2 separate regions of the Homo sapiens genome follow, and region 1 is linked to region 2. Evidence: read pairs that join two places in POLR2A ChIA-PET (ENCODE). Cell type or tissue: CD4-positive, alpha-beta T cell. All regions are shown on one strand. Links, peaks and the distances in the headings refer to the core of each region. The heading gives the core; the rest is flanking DNA.

Region 1 (2,804 bases), core at 293-2,792, 73 kb after region 2:
ACCAACAAGCAGCATGGGGCAGTGGAAAAACACAGACTGATGGAGTCCTATGGCTCTGGAATCACACTGCAACTCCACAATTTAGTGAGAGAGTTGATTTACTTCCCAGCCTCTCTAGAACCTTATTTGCCTCATCTACAAAATGGAGAGACCAGCATGCTGCAAGAGTTTTCCCAAGGATTAGAAATCAGAAAATAAAATACTAGTGCAATGCCTGGCACAAAGATCAATAAAACCCATTTACTATTATTATTTAACTCAGGCATTACCTACTTCATGTGGTTAAAAAAAAGAAAGAAAAAGAAAAAAATTCCTTGATTTTTGCTGTTGGATCACCTAGACTGGAAATGCTGATCTGTCTAGTACTAGTTACGTGATTCCAGGTAAGCTATTTAATTGCTTGACTGCAATCATTTTGATTGCAAATCATATAATCTACATGATGGATGATATGATTTCTCTTATAATCTGAAAATTAAATTATATATATAGAAATATAGAGCACCACTTGGCATACAATCGATATTCAATAATTAATACCAGCTAAATAGATCTGTACCATCTCTTTATCCTTGGTAGCTACTAGAGGCCTGCTCCACAGATACAGGCTTGAGTTATATCTACATATTGTACATTTTTAACAAGAAACTGCGAAAAGAGCAGAAAACCAGCCAGGTGCAGTGCCTCATGCCTACAATCCCACTAGTTTGGAAGGCCGAAGTGGGAGGATTGCTTGAGCCCAGGACTTCGAGACTAACCTGGGCCACACAGTAAGACCACGTCTGAACAACAACAACAAAACTTAGCCAGGCATGGTGCATGTGCCTGTACTCCCAGCTACTTAGGAGACTGAGATGGGAGGATTGCTTGAGCCCACGAGTTCGAGGCTGCAGTGAACTACCATCGCCCCACTGCACTCCAGCCTCAGAGTGACATCCTGTCTCTGAAAGGTGGAAAATTGTCTTAATGTCATAAAATTCAACTAAAATAAGACACTTGGAATTCTTGGTAATCAAAATTAGTCTCACCAGAATGTATTTATACAGTTGACAAAGTGTGACCTCAGAAAATCATAAAACCCAAAGCAAATATTTCATCTAAAAACAAAGAGGCTGGACTAGAAATTTTTCCAACCCTAAAAAATCACTAAAGGTAATCTATTTATTCAGAGGTCTGATCTCATTCTGACCAGTTCCACAAGCCAATCATAAATCTTCTCTAACATGTTTAGGAAGAAAGCCTGCATGTTGTCAAATAAAAACTGTTATTTTATGAATAAGAAAAAGAGACACAAAAGTACGATGATTTTGCCCAAATTATAAGTTTTGTAACTACCACCACCTAAAGTCTAAGTCCTACCTCTTTGAGCCTGATTTACAGGGGCATACACAGTTCTAGACATATTCTTTCAGAATGTAACTGCAAATCATAAGAAGACTTGAATTATTCTATACAACTGAGCCAAAACATTTATTTCATTAAAGCTAATTTCATTCTCCCCTTTCTGTCTGGGAAGCTAACAGATCTTTCAGATCACCAATGCTTTAAGCATGAGCTTATGGTACCCAAGCACAGGACAACCATGATTTCTCTAAACAAAGTCTAACAAAAGCAGCTAGTGGTTATCAGTGTGATGTCAGGAAAGGCCCACTGTGAAAGTAATATACAGATGCAATCAAACCTGGGACACAAGGCAGAGAAACAGCTGTGTTAAAAAAAAAAAAAAAAAAAAAGGAAAGGTACAATTAAAAATGTTTAAAGAAGTCCCTTTAGTGCTAATACAGTCAACTGCAAAAGTGACATTTCACATTATTTGAGACGTTGCAATGCTCCCCAATACCTAGAATGGGTTTCGACTCTGACCATTTAAACTAAGAGAGGATAACAGAAATAAGTGAAAACCATCAGAGGGAAAAAAAGAAAAAAATGCACAAAACTAAATGCAAAAATCCTCCCTCTTCCTCTTTTTGAAATAAGTGAAATGCAAGCACAGTTGTCAGACCTGACATTTAAAAAAAGAAAAAATTCATTAAGCTACCAGGGTTTCACACATACAATCATGCACAGTATTTACTGATTTTACTAATAAAAAAAGGTAGAGTGTTCTGAGTTGTTGTAACATATAAATTACTCTTAATAGTTCAACTTGTAAATACTCAAAAATAACAAGCATGCCATAAAAGCATATTCTTCACATGCACTAGCAATTGGACACGACTGTTTACTCATACTTTGGGGAAAGAGTTACTAAAAGAAAAAAACTCTTCATCCTGAAATAATCAGAAACTAAAAACCCTGGCATAGCTTTCTAACAGACTCCATGAGAAAAGCAATAAAAGAATTAAGAGAAGTAAGTGAAAAGTAACTTTAAATCTACCCCCAGAATTTAGTTATTTTTAGAGCTCCACATATGCCATCTGCCTCCCAAACATGTTTATGTACACTAAATTATCAGTTTATTGCCTGTAGTAAAATATCAAAAAAAAACTAAGAAACAAGATATACACTGAGTTAAATATCTCAGTTTGTGAAATCCACCCTTATAGACTATACTATATGCTAATTTCGAAAAAAGCATTATTTTTCTAGTAAATTGTTAAAACTTCATTTTAAATCTAAATTTTAAATTTTAAAACTTCATTCTGGCCAGGCACGGTGGCTCATGCCTGTAATTCCAACACTTTGGGAGGCTGAGACGGGTGAATTGCTCAAGCCCAGGACTTCAAGACCACCCTGGGCAACATAGGGAGACGCTGTCTCTACAAAAAATTTTAAAAATTAAGGCTGGGCGCAGTGGCTGTATT
Region 2 (2,804 bases), core at 9-2,508:
TTTGGGAGGCTGAGGCAGGCGGATCACCTGAGGTCAGGAGTTTGGGCCCAGCCTGACCAACATGGAGAAACCCCATCTCTAGTAAAAAAAATTAGCCAGGCATGGTGGCCCATGCTTGTAATCCCAGCTACTTGGGAGGCTGAGGCAGGAGAATCGCTTGAACCCGGGAGGCGGAGGTTGTGGTGAGCCAAGATCGAGCCATTGCACTCCAGCCTGGGCAACAAAAGCGAAACTCCATCTCAAAAAAAAAAAAAAATTAGAAAAGACAATGAAGGAATTTAATTTGCTGTTAGATTTTTTAAAACTTTTATTATTTAACTTTTTAAAAACTTTTAGATTCCCAGGCAAGATGGCCAAATAGGAACAGCTCTGGTCTGCAGCTCCCAGTGAGACCAATGCAGAAGACGGGTGATTTCTGCATTTCCGACTGAAGTACCCAATTCATCTCATTGGGACTGGTTATACAGTGGGTGCAGCCCACAGAGGCCAAGCAGAAGCAGGGTGGGGCATCGCCTCACCTGGAAGGTGAAAGGGGTGGGGGAACTCCCTCCCCTAGCCAAGGGAAGCCTTGAGGGATGGTGCTATCCAGCCCAGATACTAGGCTTTTTCCCACAGTCTTCACAACCCGCAGACCAGGAGATTCCCTCGGGTGCCTACACAAGGGCCCTGGGTTTCAAGCACAAAACTGGACAGCCATTTGGGCAGACACGGAGTTAGCTGCAGGAGTTTTTTTTCATACCCCAGTGGTGCCTGGAATGCCAGCGAGACAGAACCGTTCACTCCCCTAGAAAGGGGGCTGAAGCCAGGGAGCCAAGGGGGCTGAAGCCAGGGAGCCAAGTGGTCTTGCTCAGCAGATCCCACCCCCACGGAGCCCAGCAAGCTAAGATCCACTGGCTTGAAATTCTCACTGCCAGCACAGCAGTCTGAAGTCAACCTGAGACACTGAAGCTTGGTGGGGGGAGGGGTGCCCGCCATTACTGAGACTTCAGTAGGTGGTTTTCCCCTCACAGTGTAAACAAAACCACCTGGAAGTTCAAGCTGGGCAGAGCCCACCACAGCTTGGCAAACCCCTGAAGCTAGACTGCCTCTCTAGATTCCTCCTCTCTGGGCAGGGCATCTCTGAAAGAAAGGCAGCAGCCCCCGTCAGGGACTTACAGATCAAACTCCCATCTCCCTGGGACAGAGCATCTGGGGGAAGGCGTGGCTGTGAGTGCAGCCTCAGCAGACTTAAACAATCCTGCCTGCTGGCTCTGAAGAGAGCAGTGGAACTCCCAGCGCAGCGCTCAAGCTCTGCTAAAGGACAGGCAGCATCCTCAAGTGGGTCCATGACCCCCATGCCTCCTGACTAGGACACAGCTCCCAGCAGGGGTCGGCAGACACCTCATATAAGAGAGCTCTGGCTAGCCTCTGGCAGGTGCCCCTCTGGGACAAAGCTTCCTGAGGAAGGAGCAGGCAGCAATCTTTGCTGTTCTGCAGCCTCCGCTGGTGATACCCAGGCAAACAGGATCTGCAGTGGACCTCCAGCAAACTCCAGCAGACTTGCAGCAGAGGGGCCTGACTGTTAGAAGGAAACTAACAAACAAAAAGCAATAGCATCAACATCAACAAAAAGGACAACCACGCAAAAACCCCATCTGAAGTTCACCAACATCAAAGACCAAAGGTAGATAAATCCACAAAGATGAAGAAAAGCCAGTGCAAAAAAGCTAAAAATTCCAAAAACCAGAATGTCTTTTCTCCTCCAAAGGACCACAACTCCTCGCCAGCAAGAGAACAAAGCTGGATGGAGAATAAGTGTGACGAATTGACAGAAGTAGGCCTCAGAAGGTGGGTTAATAACAAACTCCACTGAGCTAAAGCAGCACGTTCTAACCCAATGCAAGGAACTAAGAACCTTGATAAACGGTTACAGGAACTGCTAACTAGAATAACCAGTTTACAGAAGAACATAAATGACCTGATGGAGCTGAAAAACACAGCATGAGAACTTGGTGAAGCATACACAAGTATCAATAGCCGAATCGATTAAGTGGAAGAAAGGATATCAGAGATTGAAGAAAAACTTAATAAAAATAAAGCGTGAAGATAAGATTAGAGAAAACAGAATGAAAAGGAACAAACAAAGCCTCCCAAGAAATATGGGACTATGTGAAAAGACCAAACCTACGTTTGACTGGTATACCTGAAACTGACGAATGGAACCAAGTTGGAAAACACATTTCAGGATTATTATCCAGGAGAACTTCCCCAACCTAGCAAGACAGGCCAACATTCAAATCCAGGAAATACAGAAAACATCACAAAGATGCCCTTGAGAAGAGCAACGCCAAGACACATAATCGTCAGATTCACCAAGGTTAAAATGAGGGAAAAAATGTTAAGCGCAGCCAGAGAGAAAGGTCGGGTTACCCACAAAGGGAAGCCCATCAGACTAACAGCAGATCTCTCGGCAGAAACCCTACAAGCCAGAAGAGAGTGGGGACTAACATTCAACATTCTTAAAGAAAAGAATTTTCAACCCAGAATTTCATAACCAGTCAAACTAAGCTTCATAAGTGAAGGAGAAATAAAATCCTTTACAGACAGGCAAATGTAGAGGGATTTTATCACCACAAGGCCTGCCTTACAAGAGCTCCTGAAGGAAGCATTAAATATGGAAAGGAAAAACCGGTACCAGCCACTGCAAAAACATACCAAAATGTAAAGACCATCGACACTATGAAGAAACTGCATCAACTAACAGGCAAAATAACCAGCTAGCATCATAATAACAGGATCAAATTCACACATAACAATATTAACCT

Evidence for each region. ChIA-PET counts read pairs that join two places held together with the same protein. Peaks named below come from ENCODE experiments on the same cell type or tissue, not always from the same donor. Only the 100,000 strongest peaks of a DNase experiment are listed, where the experiment ranks them.
Region 1: POLR2A ChIA-PET joins it to region 2 with 5 read pairs; 8 of 35 experiments call an interaction of 5 or more read pairs at or near these places.

What each region holds. Positions count from the first base shown.
Region 1 is chr4:70,929,895-70,932,698 of GRCh38, reverse strand. All of the region lies in intron 1 of MOB1B (MOB kinase activator 1B), which reads right to left. Among named protein-coding and RNA genes, the nearest start is that of MOB1B, 29 kb to the right of the region's middle. In CD4-positive, alpha-beta T cell, for the core only: no CTCF peak of the experiment used is centred there; no DNase peak of the experiment used is centred there.
Region 2 is chr4:71,002,961-71,005,764 of GRCh38, reverse strand. All of the region lies in intron 2 of DCK (deoxycytidine kinase), which reads right to left. Among named protein-coding and RNA genes, the nearest start is that of DCK, 11 kb to the right of the region's middle. RefSeq lists enhancers at 882-1,141, 834-1,530 and a silencer at 1,139-1,433. In CD4-positive, alpha-beta T cell, for the core only: no CTCF peak of the experiment used is centred there; a DNase peak (open chromatin) is centred at 1,004; H3K4me3 peaks cover 622 bases; H3K27ac peaks cover 791 bases.